Regions from separate parts of the Mus musculus genome. Here all the other regions are linked to region 3. Evidence: chromatin loops called from intact Hi-C (ENCODE). Cell type or tissue: heart. All regions are shown on one strand. Region 1 overlaps Marf1 (meiosis regulator and mRNA stability 1). Region 2 overlaps Cep20 (centrosomal protein 20). Region 3 holds the start of Pdxdc1 (pyridoxal-dependent decarboxylase domain containing 1). Region 4 holds the start of Ntan1 (N-terminal Asn amidase). Region 5 overlaps Myh11 (myosin, heavy polypeptide 11, smooth muscle). Region 6 holds the start of Bfar (bifunctional apoptosis regulator). Region 7 overlaps Marf1 (meiosis regulator and mRNA stability 1).

Region 1 (4,000 bases), 230 kb before region 3:
TCTCAGGAAGAGGGAGAAAAGAGGCAATGTTCTATGCCAGTCAATTGTGTGCTGATGTAATTGGAGTACAAAGAACTATGACATAGAAATTTTAAGCCTCTTTGAGACCTGGTGGCTGGCATTTGGGAGTGGAGGCCAGAGGAGTTCGAGACATACTCATCTGTGCATTCCAGACATGAGATGGCTGTCTGAAAAAGTAAATAGATGGATGGATAGATGGTGGGTGGGCTAGAGTAGAGGTTCTCAAACCTGTATATAGTGACCCCTTTGGGGTTGAATGACCCTTTCACAGGGATAACATACCAGGTATCCTGCATATCAGGTAGCTACATTGCTATTCATAACAGTAGCAAAATTACAGTTATGAAGTAGCAACAAAAATAATTTTATGGGTAGGAGTCACCACAACATGAGGAACTGTATTAAAGGGTCACAGTATTAGGAAGGTTGAGAACCACTGGACTAGAGAGATGATTCAACAGTTAGGAGGAAAACTGACTGCTCTTGTAGTAGACCCAGATTCAATTCCCAGCACATGGCAGCTCACATCTACTTATAACTATCTGCAGTGGATCTGGCCCTTTTCTGACCTTCAAGAGCACCATACATACATGGTGCACAGACATATATGTAGGCAAAACATGTACATACATCAAAGAATAATTTTTAAAGACAGTCTTTTTTTTTTTTTTAAAGGACTGGTGTTGGGTAGGAAACAAGATGGCAGAGCTAAACATATGGGACATGTTTAACAGGAAGCAGTTTGTTGAGTAGAAGGTTGTGTTGGGTCTTGGTTTTGGACATAAAAGTTGTAGCGCATCCTTGGAATCTCAATGTAGAGAGAGTTGGAGTGCTATTTTGGAGGCTCTGTGTGAGTGATGTTGGCTCTGAAAGCAATAGCTGCTATTTGGTTTAGAGGCATTATTTATGATGGGCAGGGAAGCAGATAGAACCAGAAGAGGTGGAAGGGAAAGCTGGATGGAAGGCTAAGGAATAAAGCAAGGTCCCAGAGGGTAAGGGAAAGTAAAGAAAGTATGTGGAAAGAGAACATGCCAGACATGGGGGGGAGGGGACCTGGGGGATGAGGTTTGAGGACAACTGGCTTAGAGCCAGGAAGGAAGAGGTTAGAGCCTGAATGGATGTCAATCCTGAGAGGTTAGTTATTTTCTCTCTAAAGAAGATGGGAGTTTAGGAGCAAGAATAAGAGAGCACAGAGAGAATGCATATCTTCCTGTGTGGGGAGACTCCAGAGACTGGTGTTGGTAGGGATGAAGCTTGATGGATGTAGGCACTAGGAATAGAACCTGGAGAGGTAAAAAGGAATTAACTAATACCCAGGCCTAATCACACTTGGTCCTCACTTAGCAGGTGTGGTACAAATTACACAACATTTAAAGACAGCAAAGTTGAGACTCAAACCGGTTGTGTGTCTTAATTAAGTTTATAAAAGGCTGAAGTAGAGTCAGCATGTGAACTCAAATCTGTCTGCATCCAGAGCCTGGGCCATTATTCTCCAGCTGTAGCAGGTCCAGCTCAGAATTGAGGAGTCCAGGTACAGAGGGGAGTGGTCCAAAAGTTGAAATCAGTGTAATTCGAACAGCTCTCTAAAGGAGTGTACTTCAGAGGGCAGTGGTTGGAGGTAACACATGTTGAGAGCACTCCCATCTTAGACACTGAGGACACTGGCATGGGAAGGCGCTATGAAATGGTAGTACAGTTGTAGCCAGCAGGGAGCCATGTGGTTTCAAGAGTAAGTGAACTTAGTCAGTAGTTTCATTTTACTCTTGGAGGATGGGAAAGCCATTCTGTGTTGTCTTATTAAACAGGTCAGGTATTTCTACAAATCAAAGGAAACATTCTAAACCAACATCTCTTTCCTGTTCTTAGGTATGGACACAAGTTAAATGTGTCTGATTTATATAAATTAACAGACACTATTGCAATCCGTGAACAGGGAAACGGGCGATTGGTGTGTCTCTTACCTAGTAATCAGGCCCGCCAGAGCCCCCTGGGCTCTTCCCAGTCACATGATGGCTCCTCCTCAAACTGCAGCCCAGTTCTGTTTGAAGAGTTGGAGTATCACGAACCTGTCTGCAAGCAGCACTGCTCTAACAAGGACTTCAGGTACATCAGTGCCCTCCAAAAAGTGTGAGCAGGGAATGCTTTCCACTCCTGAGAAGTCAGTCAGCTCACTGTTTGCTCTCTTTCCTGCAGTGAACTTGTGTTTGATCCAGACTCTTACAAGATTCCTTTTGTGGTTCTCTCTTTGAAAGTGTTCGCACCTCAAGTTCATAGTCTTCTGCAGACCCACCAGGGCACTGTGCCTTTGCTAAGGTGAGCCATGTTAGCCATTGGGAGTAAAGCGCTGATAGGGTCATTCCTGGAGTCTGCCTACTGATGGAAGCAAGGATTAGAAGGAGGGCTCTGTCCTAAGGTTGAAGCTTCGAGAAATAGATTGTGCACTTAGTATTTCAACGAGAAACTGGGTTTATGTTGAATTTCACAAAAGTGAGAACAGTTTCTTCATCACAGGAAAGAGATGCTTTCAATTTGGAAGCTGCACAAGTGCCATGAGAGTGCGTCATTTCCCCTGTGTACAGGGGCCGAGGCGGTAAGGGAGATCATTCATCAGAGGGCATTGCATCACTCTGGGCTGCAGACAAAGGCCAACTCGAGACTTGGTGGCCTTGACAACCCACAGTGCTCTATCTAACTCCCTACTGAACCCTGCCCAGGCATTTTACAGCTATTAGAGTGTGTCACAGAGGGCTGGTGAGCTGGCTCAGTGGGGAGGAGCATTGACTGCTCTTCCAAAGGTCCTGAGTTCAAATCCCAGCAACCACATGGTGGCTCACAACCATCCGTAACGAGACCTGATGCCCTCTTCTGGTGTGTCTGAAGACAGCTACAGTGTACTTACATATAAGAAATAAATCTTAAAAAAAAAAAAAAAGAATGTGTCACAGAGACAGTGCTCCAGCAGCTGCTTCTCACCAGATACACTGGTTAAAGCCTGCTATTCTGCCAGCACTGCCCTTTTCCTTACTCTCACTTACCTTTCATCCCTTCAGCTTTCCAGATTGCTATGCTGCGGAGTTTGGTGACCTAGAAATTACGCAAGACAGCCACAAGGGTGTCCCCTTAGAGCACTTCATCACCTGCATTCCAGGAGTGAACATTGCCACTGCTCAGAATGGCGTCAAAGTAGTGAAGTGGATTCACAACAAGCCCCCACCTCCCAACACTGGTAGGTGGGCCAGGGTCAGAGATTGAGCCCTAAACTCCCACCTGTCTTCTGGGAGGACAGGAGGAAGCTGTGGGTTTGATTTCAAACAGCAGCACCATTTTCACCAGAATGTCTCCTCCAATCTTAAAACTCCCCAGATGTTAAGGACTTGGTAGAACCTGACTTCTGAAGATACCAAAATTGGGCCAGCATGCTGGCTCAGAGAATAAAGACACCCACCATGAAGCCTAAAAATCTTAAGTTTGAACACCAGGATACACATGGTGGGAGGAGAGAGCCAGCTCCCATGTTCATGAGTGTACACACGCACACAAACACACACGCACACAAACACAGACACTCGTCCTTTTCTTTGACTCTAATGTGTCTTCCTTCTTCGGCTTGCACTTCTGTTTAAAGGTAGAAGAGTAACTGGAAGCCTGGCCTGAGTCAGCAGCTCTGGGGGAGGCCTGGACAGAAGCTCCTTCCTAAACCTTGTCCTCCTCTCTCAGTCTTAGGCTGCTCGGGGCAGACTCCACGGGAGACTCAGCCTCTCTCTGTGCTGAGTCCACAAATCCCCTCAACTTCTCGATAAAGTTTCATCTTCTTTTTTTTTTTTATTGGAAGTAGTGTCTTATATAACCAAGGCTTGTCATAAATTCATAATCCTCTTGCTTCAGCCTCCTCTGCCTCAATGCTGAGATTAATTTAAGGACATTTGCCGCTATACTCGCTCTATTTAGGCTTTTTTAAAAAAATAATTTATTTGTATTT
Region 2 (4,000 bases), 410 kb before region 3:
CTCTGTAGTGGTAGGAGCGCTTTGGCCCAAGAGCTCTCTGGATTCACAAATGGAAGAACGCACGCGCACGAGCGCTTCAGTTACTTTTGATATGCCTTGACTAGTTCAGTGGCTGGGCACTTCTAAACTTCCCCCGTGACTAGCACACATGCCCCTCTGGTATTCCTGAGTTAACAGCTTTCTATTTATTTATTTATTTATTTATTTATTTAGGTTTTTTGAGACAGGGTTTCTCTGTGTAGCTCTGGCTGTCTTGGAACTCACTCTGTAGACCAGGCTGGCCTTGAACTCAGAAATCTTCCTGCCTCTGTCTCCCAAGTGCTGGGATTAAAGGCATGCACCACCACTGCCCGGTGAGTTAACATCTTTTAAAATCTATATTTCATCTCTGCTACCCTGTTACCTTCTGGGGAACTCACCCTATAGGGTCCTCATTCCTTTCCGCCTGCATGGCTGGAAGGTTTTTCTCTTGCAGCTCTTGAATCTGATCCTCCTCCTTCCTAGTCATGGTGATTCTCGCCTCCCTCTCGCCCGTCTCAGTCTCCTGCCGGAGCAGTCTAAAAGTCCTGCCCTGTCTCCCCATTCAGCCAATGGCTGTACAGCAATTCTTTATTATTACTCGAAGCCAGCTGAGGACAGGGACCCCTCAGTCTAGAGGCTTTTTGGGAGCTCAAATAAGACAGAGCTCTGCATGTGATATTAAGCATACATTCTCATAAAGGATAGTGATTCTGCCATGCTGAAGGATCTCTAAAGATAGTATCACTGTCTGTTTCCCTCAGTTTTTTATAGCTGGCTGTATAATACCTTTAACACTCCAGAGGAGAGCAAGAAAAAGGAAAAAAAAAATGAAAACCGTGTCAGTTAGGTGTGTTGGAATTGAGTGCCCCTAGGATGAAATCATGACAGTGCTGTTTCATATGAAATGTTTTAGTGTTTTAGATTGGTATGCTTGCTCATGCCTATAGTCTGAGAAACTCAAGGGGCTAAAGCAGAAAGGCACTGCTTCAAAATATAAAATAGCTGGAGCTCAGTGGTGGAACATTTATTTGCCAGAGCTTAATTCCCCGTCACTGGTAGGAGGCTCGGGGAGGGGCGAATGGGAGGTTGATGATGGGACATGGCTGAGTTTCTGTTCATCAGGTTTGCTTTTTTCAAAATGTCATATATATGGAAGTCTAAAGGCGTTTGATACTTGCCTCACTTCACCTAATATAGTGCACTACAAAGCATTAAAGGTGGTGGTGGCACACACCTTTAGTCCCAGCACTTGGGAGGCAGAGGCAGATGGATCTCTTGAGTTCAAGGCCAGCCTGGTCTACAGAGTGAGTTGCAGGGCAGCCAGGACTACACAGAGAAACCCTGTCTCAAAAAACCAAGCAAAATAAGCACTGGCAGTTGGGGCTGACTTTGTACCTGTGGATAGGGGATGCTGCGGCTGGGCTGCTTTAGCTGCTCTATACTTTGTGACTGCCATGAATCAGATCCGCAGAAACATTTACAGGAAAGGTTTTTAAAATCTCATTTCGCCATATTGTCTGGAAAGTGAATGCTTCCTTTCAGGCAATAACCTACCACTGCTTTCACCTGGCTCTAGCATTTAATCTTCTCCCCAGGAAGATGGTGGCTCATACACGTAGCACTCCGGAAACAAGGTCAGAAGACTCCCTGCAAGTTGAAGGCCTGACTAGGACACATAGCTGAATTTGAAGCAAGTCTGGGCTAGACTGAGAGTCAGTCTAGAAATATAATAATTAATTTTAATCTTAGAATTACTCTCCGTGAATGGAATATTGATTGATTGATTGATTGAGACAAGGCTTCTTTGTGTACCCATGGCTGTCCTGGAACTTTCTATGTAGACCAGGCTAGCCTCGAACTCAAGAGATCCACATGCCTCTGCTTCCCAAGTGCTGGGCTTAAAGTCATAATCGTGAGCCACTATGGCACAACTAAAAGAATTTCTTTTTAATTATAAGTGTTCTATCTGCATTTACACTTGCGTTCCAGAAGAGGGCAGCAGGTTCCTCTGTAGATGGTCGTGCGCCATCATGTGGTTGCTGGGAATTGAACTTGGGACCTCTGGACGAACAGCCTCTTAACCTCTAAGTCATCTCACCAGCCCTAAATGTATATTTTTAAAATGAGTTATTTAGTATTACCATGTGTTTATAAACTATGGACATCTCAGAAAACACACTAAAGTCTAGTATTGTAGTTTTAGATGCAGAAACCATATTACCAATCACAAATTAAGGATAAAACTAAGTATGTGTTAAACTGTAATTAAGCTCCACATTTAATTGTTTGGGTATATGTTAACATCATAAACTCATGTATATGTTAGCTCTGTCTTGAATGTGCTGTCAGCATTCTTCCAAAATCTGAGAAATGTATCTACCTGGGAGGTATGGTTATTATCAAAGTTGAATTTGCCTTTTAGATTAATAGACTCAGTGTTTTCCTGAATTTTTCCCTCCAGAATCTGGTCAACCTGTAGTTCCATTGGACAGACAGTTTCTCATCCGTGAACTAAATGCCTTTGAAGAATCAAAGGATAACTCAATGTAAGAAGTTTTTAAAAAGAGGTTTGCACATGTTATCATCAGATCCTAATGGCATAGTGCTGGCTATGATTTATTTTAATCCAACAGGAACTTATTTAGGTTTATTGTATGTTACACATTTTACAATATCTAAGAAGTGTAGACCAAACATCTGAGGTCTCTGCTGCAGCTGAGCTCTCTGTGGCCTCTGAGGACTGAATACTTAGCCAACCTGCTTCCCTGCATCACTCCCTTTCTTTCCCTCCCTCCCCACCCCTTCCTTCCTTTGGGGGCTTCCTCCCCCCCATCAGTTTCTCACAGTGGTGGTAATTGACACAGGGCCTTGTATGTGCAGCAAGCCCTTTACCCTGAGCAGTGACCCTGGCCCAGCCCTCTACTTCTTTCTTTTTTAAGCTGCTTTTCTTTTCTTTTCTTTTCTTTTCTTTTCTTTTCTTTTCTTTTCTTTCTTTCTTTTTTTTAATAGTCCCAGCTGTCTTGGAACTCTAGCTCTGTTCTAGCTCAGCCTTGAAATCACAGATGTCCAGTTGACTCTACCTCCAGAGTGCTGGGACTAAAGGCATACACCACCAACAACTGGCTTTTTTAAACTTAAAAAAAATGTATGTATATAGGTGTTTTGTCTGCATGCATGTCTGTACACCACATACGTGCCTGATTCCCTCAGAGGCCTTGGAGCTGGAGTTACAGGTGATTGTAAGGCACCATGTGGGTGCTGGGCATTGAAGCTGGACCTCTAGAACAGCGAGTGCTCTGAACCGCTCTGAGACATTGCTCCAGCTCCTCCCCCTTCTTTCTAAGAATGACTCTTCTTGGCCTCTTGATCTTTTTTTTCTTCTTTGTAAAGCTTTGTTCTTCGAGTTGTTTCTTCTTCATATTTAACTCTTCCTCCTTCCTTCCTTCCTTCACTTCAATGTAGGAACTAACTCAGATCTCATCTCTAAACAGAGGAAAGGGGCCTTCCAGTCAGCTTCCTCTTATCCCACCTCTGCTTTATAGCTTATCATTGCCAGACCTGTTGTGTCTGCCCTCTGCTTTCACGTTACCATCCCCTTCTCTTCTGCTGCCTGCATCGGAAATTGTTCCTTCTCCTCCTCTACATGAGTCATTTCTTAGTTCCTTCCCTGTGTTTAATGCCTTTTATATTTTTCCAGAGTCCCTAACTGGTTAATTGGTTAGCTTGTACCTAGTGCCAGAGTGCACAGCTCAGAGAAACCTTTCCTTGCTGAAAACTTCTTTGAAGATTTATGTTTTCCTTCTAAAAGTTCATGGATTTTTTTCATTTGTTTTTGTGGTATAATTATATTTTAATATAAAGTTTTTTTTTTTAAGATTTTTAAAAATTTATTTATTTTATGTATATGAGTACACTGTAGCTGTACAGATGGTTGTGAACCTTCATGTGTTTGTTGGGAATTGAATTTCTAGGATCTCTG
Region 3 (4,000 bases):
GTGTGTGCGCGTGCGCGCGCGTTCTTGAGTGTGTATGGAGGTCAGAGGGTAACTTTAGGGAGTCAGTTCTCTCCTTCCACACTGTAGGGTCTGGGGATTAAACACAGGTCATTAGGCTTGGCAGCAAACCCCACATTTTTGCATTGCTGTAGTGAATCAGTGTATATCACTGGCTTATTTTAATATTAAAGATTAAAATATTTATTTACAATATGGCTGTAATAATTCAGCTCACAGCAAAATTATGTTGTGGAATTTAAAGAAAAAAAAAACCTACATACCCCCCTCCTTTGTTTCCTTCTGGTTTACTCTTGGAGAAAAATCTCTTTTTAACATTTTATCTATTATTTTTATGTGTTTGATGTTTTGCCTGCATGCACAGTCGAGGCCAGAAGAGTACATTGGATTCCACTGGGACTAAAGATTATGAAAGCTGTGAGCTGCCATGTGAGTGTTGGAAATTGAATCCTGTTTTTAACTGCTAAGCCATCTCTCTAGCCCTCAAGGAAATTCTTACTTCACTGTGATAGCTTACACCACTTGGGAGACAGGAGGATTGCTTCAAGTTCAAGGCAGGTCAGTCTACAAATGAACAGCAGGACAGCCAGGGCTACATAGTGAGACCCTAACTCAAAAATACTAATGATGTAAACATTCACCATATACAAGCCATATGTCTGTACAGGTTGAGTCTATTTGGGGGTAGCGGTGGGATGTTGGTTTGTTTCTCTATGTAGACCAGGCTGGCCTAGAACTCACAGAGCTCTACCTGCCTCTGCCTCCTAAGTGCAGGGATTAAAGGCATGCACCACCAGGCTTGGCTTGAATCTACTTTTTAACTACTTGGAGATAATGTTACATTTATGAGCTTCTTTTTTTAAATCTTTATTACATTTTTATTTTGTGAGCTCTTGTGTGTGTGTGCATGTGTGCCACATGCAAAAGTCAGAGGACAACTCCAGAGTTGTTACTCTTTCCACTGTGAGTCTCAGGGATCAAACTCAGTCCGGGCTTAGTGGTAGAGGCCTTTACCTCTTAAGCCATCTCTACAGCCTGTGCACTGTTTTTGTTTGCTTGTTTTTATTTTGCTATTTGCTTACAAAAAATTGTGAGTGTGTAAGCACGCATATGCCAGTCGGAGAGCATCTTGCAGGAGATGGTTCTCCCTGTCCATCAGACTTAGTGGCAACCACCATTACCATCAGCACCTTAGCTGTTTGGTTTGGAGTCACCAAGCCAAGTTGTTTTGGACTTCGGCATCTCTCCTAGTCTAGCCTCCAAATCATGAGGTGGAGGAGGAGACACTTCTTGTACCTCTGCCTAAAAAAAATAAGTCTTTAATAATATTGAAGTGTTCAGAGTTGTAATGTACCAGCACAAATATTGATGGATAGTTATCTGAATACACATGTGATAAAAAAAAAGAAGAAAATAGCAACTAATCTAGCTAATGGGCACATGACTGTTCACCGAAATTCTTTTGTCCTTTCTACAGGTTTGGAAATTTTCATAACACATTGTTTTGTTCAAGCAGGAGCACATCAGTTTTCAGTCTTTGAAAGGCACCATTTCAAGCCAGGCGTGGTGGCATACTCCTTTAATCCCAACACTCAGGAGGCAGAGGCAGGCGGATTTCTGAGTTCGAGGCCAGCCTGGTCTACAGAGTGAGTTCCAGGACAGCCAGGGCTGTACAGAGAAACCGTGTCTCGAAAAACCAAAAAAGAAAGGAAAAAAAAAAAAAAGGCACTATTTCATCACTTTTTTTTTTTTTTTCCAGTTAACTGGAGAGTCACTCAAAAGCAGCACACACGATTTCTTTGCTAGGAAATGTTAACAACACAAGCAGGCCATTTATCCAAATACAAAGTAGAGACCGCCTGCAGATAATTACTACACTGACAACCCGACCCAACCTGGGGGTTTGGGGGAGCATGCTGCATAAGAAATAGAGAGGGTAGGGATAGCTTTGTGGTTTTTAGCATCATCAGACTTCTGTGCAGGAAGTTTCACTGACCACAATGGTGGTAAGATCCCATTTCACCTACCCATCAGTAGTGGAGCAATGTAGGAAACAAATCCCACGGGCTCTTACTCACTAAAAACGCACTACCCCCACCTAGCGGGTGTGAAGCGGGAATAATGAGGTGTACTGCCGGGCTGCAAGGGACTAAACCTAAAACGGATAATAATGACCTCCATATCAAATTTCTGCTCTGATATAAAATGGAAAGGCAACAGACCTACTATTATCATTATTATTACCCATCCTCCGACAAGCCATCATTGTGACATGAGGGAGGACGCCAGAACAGCGGCCTCGAATTCCTTTCTGTCTGGACTTCTGAGGAAAGAGCTGACAAAATACATCATCCCGCGCATGCGCAAGGGTGAGCGCTGGTCTTAGGCTGCTAAGGTAAATAACTACTCCATTCCTGACCGGTGTTGACGGCGGAGGACTTGAAAGCCTGGCTTGGGCCGTGCAGCTGAGTCGATAGTATTTTACCTGGTGGATATCTCATTGCGACGGTCGTCACAGGCTTCAAGTTGGACCGCCCTATAGACGGGGTTCTTGCCACCAAGCAGCGTTAGGACCGGCCGGCGTGACGCCCAAGTACGGAAGCCTAGAAGGCCCCGCCCCGGGAGGCCCCGCCCACCCGACGGGCCTAGCCCCGCCTTCAGCAAGCCGCAGGATACCTGCGGGCCGCGCTGCGGGGCAGCTCCTCCTCCTCTCCGCCCCGCCGGCTGCGGGCGGGGAGGACGTCAGCGCTGCCAGCGTGGAAACCGCTGCGGGCCGCGGGAGGCGGAAGTAGTGCCCAGCACCGCGGGCCCAGCACCGGACGCCTCAGCCATGGACGCGTCCCTGGAGAAGGTACGGAAGGAGCGGGCGGCGCTGTGGTCCCGGGTCTTCGCCACCGGGGCGACTGGTTTCCCCGTAGGACTAAGGAGTCTCGTTGGAGGAGGGCGGCCGGGCCGGGCCGGGCCGGGCCACGTCACGGGGCCCGGTGGCTGAGGGGAGGTGGGCCCGGCGCTGTCGGAGCCGGCTTTGGCTTTACCGAGGCTCGGCGTAGGACCCGGCCTGAACCCGCGCTGGTCCTGTAGGGTGACAGGAGCAATCGGTGTGGGCCCCAGAAGCGTACGGGAAGAAGTCCTAGTTGTCGCGGAGGCCCCTGCAAAAGCCACAGATGTTCAGTGCTTTCCAAGTTAGGAGACAAATTGTAACTTTTGGCGGGCGTAGGAATCACCTGGGGACCTTGGTGAAAACATGGCTTTGCAGCCTCGGGTCTCAAGCTCGGGTGGGCGGGAACTCAGTTTGTAGAGTTTAAGAAGTTTCCCCACGTGATTCCGATGCTGTAGCAAGCAAACCCCAGACTAGAACCCCTGGTATCCAGAAAGGGTTGGGTATTCTGTAACTGGTGAGTTTATTTGGGGGCTGGGAAGAGGAGGTGGTCCCAGCTGGTCTCACTACGTTTGGGTTCCTCTTTCTGAGTGAGAATCATGAGAGGACTTCAGGTCAATTCCAAGTCCATGGGAACCTGTGTCTAGCCCTGCTCACCCCTTGGGGCAACAGCAGCTTGATGGATCTGGCTACCTACTCGGGCATGTTAAATAGACTCTAATTGTTCCCATCTAAGGGCTGGCTATTGAGAACAAACAGGTCCTTGGGTTTCTTCATGGACTGTGCTTTCAGTGCCTAACGTTCTGTCCTCCCAGTCTTTTCTCTCTGTCCCTTCTCGAAATTCTGCTTATCCGGTATGATGTAAAAACCTAGCTTTCCCTACAAGTGAAATCAATCCTTCCTTCCATCCTCCCCACCAACCCTCGCCCCCTTCTTCAATCTCTCCTTGTTCAGTCCCCGGTTTTGTGAAAGTAACCCTGGCTCTTCTGTAACTCTCTGTAGACTAGGCTGGTCTCGAACTTAAAGTGATCCTCCTGCCTCTGCCTCCCAAACTGCTGATATTACAGGACTTGTTGAAAGCAGTAATTGTAGAAATTAAGCCAG
Region 4 (4,000 bases), 83 kb after region 3:
AAGGCAACTCTTATTTTTAAAAAAAAAGAAGGAAAAAAAAGCGTTTAATTGGGGCCTTGCTGAGAAGCACACAGGCATGCTGTTAAAAGCAATAGTTGAGAGTTTTGCAGCAGAGAGACACTGGGTCTGTCATGGGCTTTTGAAACCTCCATACCCACCCCCTCTGAGAAGGGCACACCTCCTATTCATTCCCAAATAGTTTTACTAGGAGCTCAAACATATGAGCCTATGTGGGCCAGTCTCACTTAAACCACCACACTGTGTCTGATCTCACAGCCCTCAACCTAGTAAATAAGAGCAAAGATACTCTCACAGCATGGGGCCTTCTACTGTGGTTGACCAATGGGTGCCTAAAATCAGACAGCAGTAAACCCAGACATACTGGGGAAGGAGTTTAACAGTAGCAATATGGGATTGCCCTAACAACAAGCTATGATGAAAGGTGTTTCAAACTTCCTAGCCAGCATGGTGGCATCTGCCTGTGAGGCTTCGAAGATCATGAGTTGGTGATCAGCTGGAGCTACAGTGAGACCTCTCATGAAAGAAGGGAGGACTGGGAGACATGCACACGACAGTTAAGTGTTCTGGAATTTTCCATCTAAAATGTTCAGGCTGGGGTTGCCCAAGGAAGTGTAACTGCAGGAAACGGGGAGGGGTACTAATCAGGCTTATGACCCACTGGGGCCGTGTACTCATAGAACACAAGAAAGAAATACAGGGAGCCAGGCATGGCGGTGCAAGCCTTTAATCCTAGAATTTGGGAGGCAGAGGTAGGCATATCTCTGTGTTCCAGGACAGCCAGGGATACAAAGAGAAACCCTGTCTCACACTACCACCACCATGACCACCACTACCCCCAGAAAAAGAAAAAGAAAGGAAGGAAGGAGAGAAAGGAGAGGAAGAAAGAAGAGAAAGACAAGAAGAGAAAAGAGAAAAGAGAAGAGAGAAGAGAAAAGAAAAGAAAAGAAAAGAAAAGAAAAGAAAAGAAAAGAAAAGAAGAGAAAAGAAAAAAGAGAAGGAGGAAGAAAGAAAGAGAAAGGAACGGACAGGGCACAGAGGAATAAGCCAGCCATGGTAGTTTATAGTTTACACTTGCAATCCTAGAACTTACAAGGCTGAGGCATACATGAGTGTGTGGAAGGCCAGCCTGGGCTATAGAGTGAAACTGTATCAGAAAAACCAAACCAAACTAAACAAGACAATATATAGTATGCTGTCATTCAAAAAGTAGATCATGAGTGGAGAGGGGAACTGCAGTCAGGATGTAATAATATATAAGAGAATAAATAAGAGAATAATTTTCTTATAACTTTTTTTTTCTTTTTGGTTTTTCCAGACAGGGTTTCTCTGTATAGCCCTGGCTGTCCTGGAACTCACTTTGCAGACCAGGCTGGCCTCAAACTTCAGAAATCCGCCTGCCTCTTCCTCCTGAGTGCTGAAATTAAAGGCGTGCGCCACCACGCCCAGCTGAGAATAATTTTTTTTAATGTATCATGATGGGCACATTGGATAATAACTCTAATCACAGTATCACTGAAGTAAGAGGTCTCAAGGCATTCACGGTCAGCTTGTCTCTCTGAAATAGAAAAGGAGGACAGGGCTCACACAGAGAGGATGCTGCAGTAGTTAAAACTGCTGTGGGAAACCTACCAGAAGTGGGGTCCCAGCACTCACAAGCCAAGACTCCCACACATGACTGTAACCCCAACTCTGAGGTGCGTGAGGCAAGAGGATGGCTAGGGCTTGCTCCATCCCAGCCTAGCTAAGACACATATTCAGGGAGAGACCGTGACTCAAAGGAATTACACACAGTGGAGAGACAGGTGCTTGATGCCACCTTCTGGCCTCCCTGTGCACACACATACACACTCACCTATGTGCGCATACATTCACACAGATAAGTACAGAAAGATCAGCATGTGCTAGTGCACATCTTTAACGCCAGCATGTGGGATGAAGGAGAGAGAAGAGCTCTTAGAGCCAGACGCCAGCCTACAGTGAGACTCCAGAGCAACACAGACCCTATCCCAAATCTTTTTAAACAGAAGATTGCCTAGCATATAAATAAAGTAGGGGAGGCAGAGGCAGGTAGATCTCAGAGTTTGAGGCCAGAATGGTCTACGGAACAAGTTCAGGACAGCCAAGGCTCCACAGAGAAATCCTGTCTCAAAAACAAAATTGAACCAAAACTTAGAAGAATGGTTGTGACCAAGGACCTGATTTTCTACTTTCCTCTACGGAGCCTTCACATCATCCCCTAAGGCAAGTGGGCCTGAAGTCCTCACTCCAACTGTTCCCCTGGCCTCTATGTGCAGCCCTCTTTGCCCTCCTCACTGGGGGCCTCCTTGGCCCCACTTCCCTGCTCTTGAAAACCAACTCTCCACTCTGCATCCTTTCTGGGCTGCGTCTCCCTAAATAAACCAAACCCTTGCTTCCGGAGACACCACCCTACATCACCTCGTCTCTGCCTCATGTAATGTGCTGCGTGGCCACTAAAACTACAAGTTTCAGACACAGGAGAGAGGCTCCTAAATCCTTGAAGTGCTGGAACTTTTCTTGTGTTATTTCTGGCTTCATCGACACAGTGTACAGTGCCTAGCCCGATTTGTAGGAGCCAGTATTAGGATCAGGCTGTCTTGAAATTCAAATTAACAGTCAGTCTCCCTGTCCCGTAGTTCTCAGGGGTCATTCTGCCCATTCACTTACCCAACAAATATTCGGTTAGCACAATGCCATCTGCTTTCAGGAAGCATTTGCTCCAGGAAGCAGATCCAGGGGAAGACAAAGCAAGTAAGCAGACAGAACCACAAACTCCACAGAGACGCAGTGCTTCACCTCTCAGAGGGAACGTGGGCATCTTTCCTTCAAGGCTATAACTGATTAGGAAACAGGTCCCGTCCTAGACTGTACTATGTGAGATCCATGGACGGGCTGAGTCCAAATTAGTATGTGGGATACTTGGTCATCACTGCCTTCACTATGAGCCCTCTTTCAGAAGTCCCCACAAGGAAAGAACAAGACTCCATCAGGGAGCAGTCCTCCCGGACCCAGCAACTTCCAAACGAATCCCTTATTTCTAGCTAAAAAATAATCCGCGCCCCTCTACGCCCTGGGGGGCAGGAATGAGCGCGCAAAGAACTGGGACCCCCGCCCACACCTTTCTGCAGCTGGGTAATGCGGGGATCCGCACGAGCGCCCCGACTTGCAGAGCCCGCCGAGTGTCCTCGCGCTGTGTACGCGCTGTGCGACCTTCCGTAAGTCACCTTAACCTCTCTGGGCCTCGTCTCACCAGGTCCCTAGTGAAAGCGCGTCGGCGGCCGGGCTGCGGAGTTCCCATCCGCCCCGAAAGCCCGGGTAGGTCGCTCACCTCCAGAGGCGGGTGCGCCCGGACCAGCTCCACAGCGGACCGTGGCAGACGGACGCGCTGCCCATCCACCAGCAGTGGCATCGTCTAGGCCGCCGCCAGGCCGAGTTAGGTGGCCACCGCCCCGCCCCGCCCCGCTCCGCTTCGCCCCGCCTCGGGGCATGCCACGCCCACCGTGGGCGCCGCGCCCACCGCGGACTCGGCCCGGATGTGTAGTCCAGGCGGACGTGGAGCAGCCCGAAGAGATCGAGGAGACGGAATAGCCCTTGGGCTGCAAGGCATCACGGGAGATGTAGTCCAAACTTTGTCGGCGTCCACTCACTACCCGTGTCCCTCCTGGCTGGTGCCAGCAGCTGTAGTCGCAGAGACTTGAGCATTAAGGACGCGGAAAGGAGAACCTCGAGGGTAGCCTCGCGCTTTGCGTCACCCAGCCCTGACCCCTGCCTCGGCCGAGTTGATTCGCAAAAGTTTATTCAGTCAACGTCCCTTTCAGCTGGCAGACGTAGTGCAGAAGGCGTGGGGAACCCGAGAATTGCGGCCCCAGCTAGCACCGCGGGGGCGTAAGCGCGGAAGAAACAGGGTCCTCACATATACCTGCTTTTGTTATATAACTCCTCCCCCTCACCCCCCACCCCC
Region 5 (4,000 bases), 290 kb before region 3:
GATTTAAAAATACTGCATGTTGGAGTTTTTGTTGTTATTTTAGTTTGGTTTGTTGTTTTGAGACAGCGTCTGATGTAGCTCAGTTTGGCCTTGAGCTACAAATCTTCCTGTTTCTGCCTCCCAAGTGCTACAATGACAGGTGTGTACTGCTATACATGACAGGTGTGTACTGCTATACTCTTTTAAGTGATGCTGAGGACGGAACCCAGGGCTTCGTGCATGGTAAACACGCACTTTACCAACTGTGCTTTTGCTGGGATTACTCTTACCTGCATGCGGAGCCACTATTACACTGTCAAGACTCTCATCGTGTTGTAAGGTTGACACCCCGTGGAGTACATATGGCATCTTACTCTTTGCACACACCCCTAAAGAATGGACATGGTTTCTAACTGACTGGGTCACGATTCCAGAATAAAATAAGCCCAGGGCCACAGTGACCGCAGCCCAGAAACTCATCTACTCATGGTTCAGCATGTCCTGTCAAAGGACATGAGCACTCCCTGCCCCAGCACAGATGCCAGGGCTTCACACGGCTTGAACTGGGGCTCACAGCTTACTGCATCTTCAGTGCATGAGGGTGGGAATTGGACACCAACTGTAGGAACTTTTTCTGGAGGCCTCATGGGCATGTACATGTCCAGAGATAGGAGAATAAACTCAAAGCACATGGAGCCTTTGTCAAAAGGAGGCGTCTGCTTCCCTAGGATTTTAAGCACCTTTATTCCTCCATAGTGTATCCAGGCAACAATGGCTCAATGGAGTCCCCAGTATCTCATGCTGAGCTCAAGGATATCCTTGCTTAGAGCCACCTGTTCTTTGTAGAGTTTCAACTTTGCTCTTGCTGTCAAATACTTTAAATTATGGAGGTCTTGCAGAGAGCATCCCCAAGGATACAAGGGGGATCAGAGGAGCCCCCAGTCAGCAGGAAACAAAGTCTGATTTCCTGTGGAGACTTCTCACAGCACCTAGAATAAACTAGGTTATTAGTGCTTGGAAAGATCCACAGTTCTCCAGAATGAGACCCTGGAGGTTTTAAAGCAAACCTGTGTTTCAGGAGCCCTATAACTGAGAGTTGGTATCAACCTTTTGTCTTGGATTTAGAACTGCTTCCTCCTATAGTGATCCCTGAGCTGGAACAATGCCGCTGTAGTCTCTTGATGAGAGGGTATGACTTGTTTCTGAAATGTAGGGATAAACCCTTTGAGTCAACAAATATAAACTGTTCCAAACGGCAAAAAGTGTCTAGAGCCTTAATGTAGACTTAGACACTCTTTCTAGCCCCAGGACACCACCCATTGGGTTCAGAAGCCAAAGTGTAGCCATGAGGAGAGGGGCACTGACTGTCATCCCTCTATACCACAGTCCAGGCCCTTCACCCTCTCAAGAGAAGAAGCCCTTCTGAAATGGCCCTCTGAAGCTGGCCCCAGTGTCTTATTCTGGGAGTGGCTACAACTTTAAGCATTTATTCTTGATTGCTACATCTCAAGAAAACCCCAAAGTGTTTACACAGGGAGGCCCCTATCTGCTGTGTATTACCTGTCTAATGTGTTCCTTTGGGGAAAAGAATGGGTCAGTGGGTGGGCACACCATCATGGCTTCTCCCTCCAGCCTCCTTATGGCCAGCAAGTTGCTTTTGTTACCCAATGTTGGTTTTCTAAACTGTACTAAAATGTGTTAGCACCTGTATTCACATTCAGGTCAAACAGGGCTGTGCTGACCCAACAAGATCATGTGTTAGGTCACTGAAAATCCACATAACCTTTTGTGATAGCAAAAGCTAGCTTCAAGTAAACTGACCTGTCCCCCTTTCTGTCCACTTTCCTCTCTTGCCCAAGGCTGCATGCTATATATCTAGCCTTTCCAGTAAAATCAGCCACTTGGATAGCCAGGATGGGTGGGACATGCAGAGGCTGAAAGCTGGAGTAGTGAAGATTCAGGGCTGTCCTGCCCACTAGAACAAAAATGTACCTCAGATTAACAATTTTTCAACTATTCATTTGAACATCTACTTTGTGTTCTGCATCATGTGACCATGATGAGGAAAATACACTCAAATTAGACACCATCTCTCTACCATGGGGGAATCTCAGAGCAGGAAGCTACACACCAGCAGATGGCGCTGTGTCACCCTTCAACTAAAGCTTGTACTCTGAGAAACTCTCCCTCTCCACTTTGAAAACCTAAAATCATGCCTTTTTTTTATTCCTGTGGGAAATTATAGATAAAACAGCACTAGGCCTGCTGTTTTATCTATAATTTTACAACCTTCTACCTGATGACACCAGGCCTGTGCGCTACCCTACACCTGTTTTGGCCTTTTTCTTTTCCCAACCCAACACAAGACCAGAATCCTATTTTAATATTTTAAAACCAATAATCCCATGCCAAATGAATAGATAGGACTCACCCTGAATTTGTTTGTGACTCGTTCATGTTGAGTGTGTGTTTGATCTCACCTTGATCTTGCCTCTTCCAATCACTGGGAGATTTTCTTACTAAAGACAAGTGTATTTTCTGTTTCAAACCCATAGGAGAGGAAACGAGGCTTCATTTGTTCCTTCCAGAAGGGCTGGGGGCCGTAGAGTTATTGAAAACACAGATGGTTCTGAAGAAGAAATGGACGCTCGGGACTCAGACTTCAATGGAACCAAAGCCAGTGAATAAATTCAGGATTGGACACCATGTCAGGGAAAACAGAACACTAAACGACAGCAGAGCCCAGCAGACTGCTTAGCACTTGTGTCCATTCGTTCTCAAGTCACAGAAATCACTCCACCCCTCACCAGGAGTCAACCACAGCCCTGCACAAAGGGTGTGAATTCAAGTTCTTAGATGGGCTATCAGAGAAAAATCCAAATAAGACGTACAGGTCAGGAGCCACAGTCACCAGCAACTTTGTTTACATGAAATGAGGAAGTTACATGAATGGGTGCCACAGCCCCCAACCCACTCCCAACCTTTCCCTGACCTGCCTGACCTTCCAGTTTGGGAGGAAATCCCGTTTGAAAATTCCCTTCCCTTTCCTGCCTGCCACACCTCAGACACACAGTTCACTTCGCCCAAGTGACTTTTTTAGTCATCTGAATTAAAAAAAGAAACACTGCTCCCAGAGCGAGCGGAGCAGAGCAATCACACTTATTTGCACCCATGGTCACTTTCACTAATAAAAGGTTGTAAGTCACGAGAAAGGAGTTGGCTCTTCTGTCCAGCTGTTGTCTTGGCAACTCGTTTAATCCTCTCAGTGATCCCACTACAAGAAAGTGTACACGAAGCCCAAATGAATTCTGTGTTTAGAACTGGGCCCTGTGTCCAAGCTGCACAAAGATCGCAGCATCCCCCAAACACAAAGTCCATGGTACTTCTGGACCCAAGCCTTTTGAGGGCAGCACATTCAACCAATATTTTAAGTACAAAGTTTCTTTCATCTGTTTAAATTGCAATACAGTATTTTGGCCTAGCAGAGGGGGTCAGCAGGACACCTCTATTAAGGCCAGACATGCAGTATTTAGGACTGCTGCTCACTACCCACAGTGCAGGCCTGATGACCTGAGTTTGATCCTTGGAATTCACATAAAGTTAGGTGTACTCTGACCACTACATGAGTGTTGGGGCATATACTCTCTCACGCACAAATAATGGACTTAAATACTTCAGATTTGTAGACCACATCTGCCTCTATAACACATTCATCTTCAAACAAAATGCGCAAAACCATTAAAAACAAAACAAAAAGCAAAAACCACTTAGGGCATGGTGGCCCATGTCCATAATCCTTGGGCTTGGAAGGCTGAGGCAGGGCTGACCATAACTCCAAGGCTATCTCACCCTACCCCCAACAACCATTTAAGAAAAGTGTTCTTAGCATGAAAACCCTACAGAAGCAGGCCAGGGCCCTTTAATTCTCCAACTACAGTGCTTAAGGGAGACAGGGAGACATGCTTGGCAAAAGTTCTAGCCATGCAAACTTTCCTAAAGCCCGACTCAACAGATTTAAAAA
Region 6 (4,000 bases), 230 kb after region 3:
GTTCCTCCTGAAATGACTAAGGTAATGCCATCCTGTTTTGAATGTATTTTGTCTTTCCCTTTTCCGCAACCCAATGTCTGCTTTGGATACCCATTTGAGGTTACATCTAAAATTATGCCCTGCCAGGAATGAAAGTTTACTCTGATCCTCATCTAACTTTGAGGTAAATTAAGGTCTTTGAGGTTTTTGTCTTTAAAAACTCTATCCCTGGGCAGAGGCAGCAAGGGATATTTTCAGAGGCATAAGGCCACTTATGGTCTTGTCATCAATTAAAAGGACTTAAAATTTTTTAACTGGCATAATCAGCATGGTTGTCAATAACTATCTTAAATGGATCATTACACTCCCATCTGTTAAGATTTCTGAGTCAAAAGTATCCACTCACAAGATCCAAACCGTCTTTGATGATTAATCCACTCCAAACCCAAGTTAACTGTGTAAGGTTTATCTGTGTGTTACCTAATCTGGACTATTTGGTAGAGTGTTTGCTGACTGGTTCTATCATCAGCAGTGTATAAACCGGGCATGGTGGCACACACCACTCAGGGAAATCTCTCTTTTGCATAAGTCCAGATTTCTAGACTCAGTTCAAGAGTTTCATTTTCTCCCTTCTCCATTTCCTGCTACTCAATTCAGAAAGCCAGAGAAATCAGAAGTCCAAGAATTATTCTTGGCCAGCCTGGATTACATAAAGCCTTTCTCAACAAATAAAACAAGCCAGGCATGGTGGCATTTAATCCCCACGGGCAGGTGGATTTCTGTGTATTCTCGGCCAGCCTAGTGTGAATTATTGGACAGTCAGGACTCCATAGAGAAACCCTGTCTCAAAATGCACCCCCCCCAATAAACAAACAAAGAACCAAAACCAAAGTTAAGTCTTCAGAGCGAGGCCAACCTGGGCTCCCAATCTGGTCACCCTTTGTTCTCCTCGAGCTTCATTACTTTCCATTTATCAAGCCATACTAATATTATCGCTAAAGGATTGTGGGATTAGATGTCAAACTTCGACCAGGTAAAAAGTTTGCTGACTGATAATAATAGCATTACTAACTGTCACATTTTACTGAATGCTGTTAACAGTGTGGTTAGCATTTATACTGCCAGAGAGAAAGGGGGAAAAGGGTGTGTGTGTGTGTGTGTGTGTGTGAACAGCCTGGACAGAGTACAGCTTTCCCATCAGGTTTATGGACGATATTCCCTGGCATATACCGTGCACTTTGGTCGGGACACATCCAGGCTGTTTATAAAAGAGCACTGACAAAAGTAAATAAAACTTCATCAGCACGTGCAGTCCGTACCTAAAGGTGAAAGGAAAACTCCTTCGCATTGGCCTCTCCTGGTGTGACGTTGGGGCCACTCCAAGGGCGGGCCAATGGGCTTCCGTGGGGAGGACCCAATGGCTCCCACTTTCTCTTCTCAACCAAAGTTAGGGGTTTGCCCCTTGCCCAGTTAAAGGTCCCCAGTTAGACACAGCGTCTCTCTTCTAAAACACACACACACACACACGCTCTCATCAGCACACGATTTTTGAGTCGTGTGTATGGGAATGAGAAGAGCTAAGTTCTAGGTCAGCCTCGGTGTCACTTTGGAGTCTGATGTTCCGTTATCCTCACTTCCCATTATGAAACCCTCTGCCTTGGGACAGGAAGGTGCCTCGGATTTAGCCGACGTGGCGGGCGCCCATAGCCCGCAAGTAAGTGGAAACAAGACCCATCTCTGTCACCACCCCAGGGTCGAGTGGCTCTGACCCAGACCCCGACGCGGGGGAGGACTAGAGACCTGCAGTGGCGTGGGTCTTCGCCTCGTAAGGGAAGGGGCTACGGTCCGCAGCCCTGCTGGGACGCGTCCAGGCCGGGGTGAGGAGGCCCCAGAGCCTGGACCCACCCCGCCAGCGCAGCTCCGGGAGCGGGTTCAGTCCCCGCCAGCGCAGCTCCGGGAGCGGGTTCAGTTCCGTCTCCCGCGCCGCACTCTCAAGCCAAGCGCCCTGCCGGACCATTACCACCCCACACCGTGCCGAAGCTCACCTCGCCACTAGTCCTGGTACCCACTCTGTCACCGCCACCTGCCAGGACCCCGCGGAAGTAGAGGACAAGGCTTCGCTTCCGGAAATAACCTGGGCCTAGGGGCCGACTACGATCAGCTCCCGCAACCATAGAGGAGAGACCTCTTTATGCTCTCAACCCCGTGCGACCTCCGGCTGCCTAGAGCGGCTGCTCTAGGGGCATGCGGGCGCATGCGCACCAACGCGACCCGCCCCTTCCTTTTCGTCCGAGCCAAGCACAGAAGTCACCGCCCCAGGTCTGGAGGTTCCAGCTGGATTGCGTTCCCGTATTTAGCTAGCTTTATTCAGCCATCAAAGTCTCCCACAGTGCCCGAATGCATCGTAATAGATCTTAACTTCACATTTATGAAGAAAACCACAGAAGCAGTCCTTAAAGTTTTATTTATAGAGTCGGAATTTGGGGTAAAATGGCGTTATCACATTTACTCCGCAGCTACCCACCTTGATCTAGATCTGTTGAGAACTCAATGGTACTATGTTTTCAATCTATGACGTTGTGAGACCATGCTTGGCAGGATGATCTTTGTGAGTTCGAAGCCAGTCTAGTCTACGGAGTGAATTCCAAGACAGTCAAAGCTACATAGTGAAACTTAACCAAAGAAAGAAAAAGTTCCTGTTTCTCAGTTCTGATTTAATAAACTGTTTGCAACCCCATTCACATGTACGTGCCCTCGTTCCTTCCCTTTCATTGTATCTTTATAAAAACGTGTTAATAGCCAACTCGGGTTTTGTTTGTTTGTTTGTTTGTTTGTTTGTTTTCGAGACAGGGTTTCTCTGTATAGCCCTGGCTGTCCTGGAACTCACTTTGTAGACCAGGCTGGCCTCAAACTCAGAAATCCACTTGCCTCTGCCTCCCAAGTGCTGGGATTAAAGGCATGCGCCACCAGACCCGGCAATAGCCAACTCTTTAAACAACTCTTTAAACTCTTATCTCCTATAAGCCAGCAGAGGCTGCTCTCTCAAAACCCGATTTAGGAGGAGACAGTCAGTTAGCCTAGGTGTACCCCCCAAATACAGCTTGCTTTAATTGGACAATCATTGATTTGATCTTTCAAAATTTTAACATCTCTACGTTGTTGGAGATGGGGCTGGGAATGAAGCTCAGTTGGTACACTGCTTGACTAACATACCAAGCTGTGCTGAGTTCGATCCCAGTAGCATATAAACGAACTGGGCTCGGTGGCACACCTGTAATCCCCAAACGAGGCAAGGAGTAGGCAAGAGGATTCGAAGTTGAAGGCTGTCAGGCATGGTAGCGCTTTAACCCCAGAATTCAGGAAGCAGAGGCAGGATCTCTGTGAGTTCGAAGCCAGCCTGGCCTACAAAGTGAGTCCTCTTAAGACTGCCAGGGCACTGTTGTACAGAGAAGCTCTGTCTTGAAAAAGAAAAAAAAGTTTAAGACTATGGAGACTTAGCTATGGAATGAGTTTGAGATCAGCCACCTCTAAAGGAATAAATGAGAGTGTTCTTTTCAAGTTGGTAAAGAGTAAAACTGATTTGTGCTAGCAGAATTTACTTTCTAGAGAGTGATCTAGTAAAGGTAGAAACCTTTTTTTCTTCATTGTGATAACAGATACATAACAGAATTTACCATTTAAGATTATTTTTCCTTATTAAGACACAGCCCTGGGCTGGTGAGATGGCTAAGAACACTGGGAGCTCTTCCAGAGGTCTTGAGTTCAATTCCCAGCAACCACATGGTGGCTCACAACCATCTGTAATGGGATCTGATGCCATCTTCAGGCAGCAGATACATATGCAGGAGAGCACACATATATTATAAATAAATAAATAAATAAATAAATAAATAAGACACAACCTTTGTAGAACAGGTTTAGTCCTGAATTCAAATGAACTCTCCAGATGGTTGGATTGCAGGTGTGTCCCACCATACTTCCCCTGTTTGTTTGTAGACAGGGTTTCTCTGTGTACCCCTGG
Region 7 (4,000 bases), 220 kb before region 3:
AAATAGCCTTAGGCAGCACAATAGCTGGGCAGCTGCTTACCCCTCCAAGTTATCACTTACTATTTAACATGTTTCATCTGGGCTGCTCTTAATTACAGTTGGGCAGCCCTCAAGGCCACGCTCTCTTGGCCCTTGGCTGTTGCGAGAAATATTAAAAAATGAACCATCATGTTCCTGCACTTGTGCCAGCAACGCTCTCCCCAGCGGCCTCGCTGGCCATGCGCTGGCGGGCAGTGACAGACCTGTTTGTATCTCTTGGAGACTCTGACTCAGTTCCAGAATGTCTCCAGCCAGCCCACTAAGTTCCCACTGGTGAGTCTCTACCACACCAGCCCCATGCTCCAAATCCCCCATGGCCTTTGTGAGGCACCTCAGGCAAACTCAGGCTTTGCTGTACCTTTCTCTCTTGAACCCAGTTGAGCCTCTGTGTGAAGGAAAACACAACACAAACTTAGTTCAGTTCAGAAACGACAGTAAAATCCTAATCTTGTAGGCCTTATTAAATCTAAATCCTTTGGTGGCTAATCCTGACAGATCTGCCATTGAAACTGGGAGACTCTCATAGCTACATCTTGTCCTCACCCTATCCCCATCCTAAAAGACCTCTCTCTTGCTTCCTCTCTTCCTCCGTCCAACCCGTAAGTCCCTCTTACTCACCCGGTGATTAGCTCCTTTTTTCACTAGGGGATTGGTTCACAAGAATAGCACCAGGTCCATCCATAACACATGGCAGCTCTCTTTCTCCCTCCTGCGTATCCTTCTTCTATTCTATGACTGCTCTTTCTTCTCCCTCCTCCTGGCCCTCTCTCTCCAAGCCCATGAAACCTAAACCCTACCTATATCTGTTCTGCCCAGCTATTGACATCTTTATTTACCAATCACAATTAACTGGGGACCTTGTCACAGGGGCTATGGTACAGACTCCAGGTCTTGTGGCCCCTCACTTAGCATTACAATAGACAGTAAAAGATACACCCTCCACAAGTTAAGGCAACTGTTTAAAGAAAAGAGGGCTCAGAGCTTAAGCTAGAAGAGCTCAGAGAAGGTGTGACTTGTGGAGTCGGGTGTGGAAGAGCACTGTGCACGTGGGGAGCTGATGCTTGCCAGGGATGAATGGGAGGGATGAGTGTGCCATAGAGTGCCATGAGTGTGCTGTAGATTCAGAAGCTGATGTCTGGGCACATGGTGGGAGCTGGCCAGATGGCCACAATGGAAAGGACGTAAGGGGCAAAAGAACTTAGACTATTGACAGCAATATCAGTGAACCTGTGGCCCTTAGTGCTAAGATAGACAGAAAGCTGAGTAACAAAAGCCTGGCTTATAATCCCAGGACCTAAGGAGGCTGAAGCAGGAAGACTTGAAATTTAAGGCCAGCCTAAGCAACTTAACAAAACCCTATCTCCAACTTAAAAAAATTAAAAATAAAAATAAAAAGACTAGAGTTATAGCTCAGTGGTAGAAAGTTTGCCCAGCTTGCAAAGCCCTGCATTCAGTCCTCACTACTGAGGCTAGGGAGAAACAGAAGCAGGAGGAAAGGATCATGTGAGACTTGAAAGAAGATGGGGAATTGAAGACAGTAGCTCTGTCTAGGGGGCAGGAACAGATCCATCCTCTCCTTTCTTATGTAATTAAAAGGCAGGCAAGGAGTGTTAACAGAAATCCTGAGGAGTCCTGGCAGAGCCAGCATTGATATGTGAGAAATGGGAAGTTTGAGTTTCTTTTTGGCATTCTCAGTTTCATGGGCAAAAATAAGAATAGACTCAAAGTGGAAGCTGGAGGTTGCTTATTAGAGTTTTAAAGAAAAAAATCCCCAGACTGGCAGTCTGTAAATCTTGCAGTGTCTTGAAGAGAATCGAATGGAGAAAAGGGGGGTGGGGGTAAGACATGCCATTTGAGAAGCTAGCACAGAGGTCAGCCACATGGCAGGGAAGGGAGTTTTACAGAAAATGTAAGGAAGCCCAAAGTACCAGGGAACATATGCTTAGGCTCTGGCCATATCTGAAAGAAAAGACAGAAGAGAAGAAAAAGGAAAGTTAGGCCTTCCAAATCAGGATTCTGAAAGATGCGCGGGCCCAGCCAGGCTTCATGTTGGCTTGTGGGTGGGGGTTGGAAATTCTGGAAAGGAAAAGGACATTGTCTTATGATAAACCCACCTCTCAGTTAGCTAGGCCTTTGTCCTGCCCAACAGAATCAGCTGTTTTCAAAGAATATTTATTTGTTTATTTTTATTTATATGGGTATTTTGCTTGCATGTATGTCTGTGCACCACATGTATGCAGTGCCTATGAAAGCCAGAAGAGGGCATTGGATCCTCTGGGACTGGAGTTAAAAATGGTGTGATCTGCCAAGCTGGGAATTGAACCCTGGTCCTCTGGAAGAGTAGCCAGTATTCTTAACCAATGAGCCATCTCTCTAGCCCTTTTCTTACTAATAGAAGGGCTGAGCAATGAATTGCTTCTGTCTTCCATTCCATGTTTACCCCAGACACCCTATGATGTGTATGAATGAAGAATTTAGAAGTAGGTAAAGACAGAGCCTGGAATGGATCTCTCTGGAGAAGTGTCTGCAGTGGAATCAATTAGAAGTTGAGGGATTGAAAACCATGATATGTATGACAGGTCCAGGTCTCCCCAGTGTCCACTGGCCAAGATGTCAGTATGGGTGGGCTTAGGTAAATAGGAAGGTTGTAAGCCAGGACTAGGGAAGGATGTGGCTCCCTTGGTTGAGTGCTTCCTCACCATACACTAAGCGCTCAATTGCTTCATCCCTGTGCTGCATAAATTGGACGTGGTGTACCCTACTGCAGCCAGGGTCTGTGTTGATATCTATGGCCCATGTTACTACCAAAGGCCATAGCCATGCTGATGTCCATTGTCTATGCTGCAGCCTGAGGTCTTGTTGATGTCTGTGGTTTGGACTGCCTCTGAAGGCCTTTCTGGGTTCATGGTCCTACTGAAGCTAGGGTCTGTGTTTGTGGTCTATGCCAGAAACCTTATGGAAGCCCCTGATTCATGTTCCCACTGACTGTAAAGAGCAAGGAAGGTACTTCAGCAGTAGTATCAGTGACTGTAGATGCATAGATGAGAGAGAGGGACATGGAAGGCTTCTGTGACAACCGCTATCCCTACTTCGAGCCCCACGACAAAAAAGGAAACAGCCATTGAAAACAGGAGGCCATTAAGGACAACTCTTTAAAAGTATGTTAAGGATGCAGAAGTGTAGTTCTCGGCTATTGATGGCTTCTAGTTGGGGTTTGGGGAAGGAAAGACTCAGTTGTAGTTAAGAGGCGAGCCACTGAGAGTTTGGTCATGCTCCAGTGAGTAGATAAGTAACACAGATCGAATGTGGAGAGGGGGTGTTACAAAGTGGGGGCGGTCATGGAGGAACTGGGAAGTGAGTGTGATCTGGGTGTATAATATGAAATTCTCAAAGAACTAATATAAATATTATGTTGGGAAAAAAGGCAGCATTGGCAATCATCTAGGATTCTAAGATAGTAACTCAGATGTTTTTGACTCGTGTCTGCTGATTGAGTGCCTGCTTTCTCATTTATTTTTTAAAGATTTATATTTATATGTATATGTGTGTTTGCCTGCTTGTTTGTGTGTGCATAAGTATCAATGCAGTGCCTGTGGAATCCAGAGGGCAGCATTGGATCACCTGGAACCAGAGTTACAGGTGGTTGTGCCTCCTTATATGAGTGCTGGGAACTGAACCTGGGTCCTCTGCAAGAAAACCAAGTGTCTTAACTGCCGAGCCATCTCCAGTCCCCTCATTCCCCTACTTTCAAAGCAGGCTATGTGAACAGCTCTACTACCACTGTAGGAGTGAGAGTCTGCTACCATGTTCCTACCTCAGTTCAGAGCATGCCTGGAAAGTAAAGAGATGCTGATGCTGGACTGAGTCCAGAGTCCTAAAGAGACAAGCATATGTGGCTGTAGGCAGGGAGCCATTTGATCCTCACAGAAGGCAAAGCCATTGGGCAAGAAGCGTACGGGGA

Evidence for each region. Hi-C counts contacts between places; a loop is a spot of excess contacts. Peaks named below come from ENCODE experiments on the same cell type or tissue, not always from the same donor. Only the 100,000 strongest peaks of a DNase experiment are listed, where the experiment ranks them.
Region 1: it touches region 3 in a loop (2.2-fold over the local background); 10 of 42 quality-filtered maps call a loop at or near these places.
Region 2: it touches region 3 in a loop (3-fold over the local background); 7 of 42 quality-filtered maps call a loop at or near these places.
Region 4: it touches region 3 in a loop (2.5-fold over the local background); 6 of 42 quality-filtered maps call a loop at or near these places.
Region 5: it touches region 3 in a loop (8-fold over the local background); 8 of 42 quality-filtered maps call a loop at or near these places.
Region 6: it touches region 3 in a loop (5-fold over the local background); 2 of 42 quality-filtered maps call a loop at or near these places.
Region 7: a loop joins it to region 3, with 2.3 times the contacts of the local background. A loop is called at or near these places in 18 of 42 quality-filtered maps.

The regions. Positions count from the first base shown.
Region 1 is chr16:14,130,694-14,134,693 of GRCm38, reverse strand. It overlaps Marf1 (meiosis regulator and mRNA stability 1), which reads left to right. Exons shown (of 27, transcript NM_001081154.2): 14 at 1,888-2,124; 15 at 2,215-2,334; 16 at 3,072-3,247. Among named protein-coding and RNA genes, the nearest start is that of Marf1, 27 kb to the left of the region's middle. In heart, no CTCF peak of the experiment used is centred here; no DNase peak of the experiment used is centred here.
Region 2 is chr16:14,309,614-14,313,613 of GRCm38, reverse strand. Cep20 (centrosomal protein 20) reads left to right here. Exons shown (of 5, transcript NM_025345.2): 3 at 2,483-2,567. Among named protein-coding and RNA genes, the nearest start is that of Cep20, 5.7 kb to the left of the region's middle. In heart, a CTCF peak has its summit at 2,013 (motif pointing right); no DNase peak of the experiment used is centred here.
Region 3 is chr16:13,901,784-13,905,783 of GRCm38, reverse strand. Pdxdc1 (pyridoxal-dependent decarboxylase domain containing 1) reads left to right here and starts at 2,639. Exons shown (of 23, transcript NM_053181.3): 1 at 2,639-2,869. The coding sequence starts at 2,849. It also overlaps a transcript of Mpv17l not described here. In heart, a CTCF peak has its summit at 2,125; a DNase peak (open chromatin) is centred at 2,623; H3K4me3 peaks cover 2,158 bases; H3K27ac peaks cover 1,812 bases.
Region 4 is chr16:13,818,804-13,822,803 of GRCm38, reverse strand. It overlaps Ntan1 (N-terminal Asn amidase), which reads right to left and starts at 3,553. Exons shown (of 10, transcript NM_010946.4): 1 at 3,368-3,553. The coding sequence starts at 3,448. In heart, a CTCF peak has its summit at 1,812 (motif pointing left); DNase peaks (open chromatin) are centred at 2,415 and 3,573; H3K4me3 peaks cover 1,961 bases; H3K27ac peaks cover 1,694 bases.
Region 5 is chr16:14,193,719-14,197,718 of GRCm38, reverse strand. It overlaps Myh11 (myosin, heavy polypeptide 11, smooth muscle), which reads left to right. Exons shown (of 41, transcript NM_001161775.1): 41 at 2,535-3,192. The coding sequence ends at 2,667. Among named protein-coding and RNA genes, the nearest start is that of Nde1, 32 kb to the right of the region's middle. In heart, a CTCF peak has its summit at 2,107 (motif pointing right); DNase peaks (open chromatin) are centred at 2,108 and 2,938.
Region 6 is chr16:13,670,103-13,674,102 of GRCm38, reverse strand. It overlaps Bfar (bifunctional apoptosis regulator), which reads right to left and starts at 2,245. Exons shown (of 8, transcript NM_025976.5): 1 at 2,025-2,245. In heart, a CTCF peak has its summit at 2,062; DNase peaks (open chromatin) are centred at 1,372 and 2,242; H3K4me3 peaks cover 1,953 bases; H3K27ac peaks cover 1,829 bases.
Region 7 is chr16:14,121,077-14,125,076 of GRCm38, reverse strand. The region is part of intron 21 of Marf1 (meiosis regulator and mRNA stability 1); the gene reads left to right. Among named protein-coding and RNA genes, the nearest start is that of Marf1, 36 kb to the left of the region's middle. In heart, a CTCF peak has its summit at 2,278 (motif pointing right); no DNase peak of the experiment used is centred here.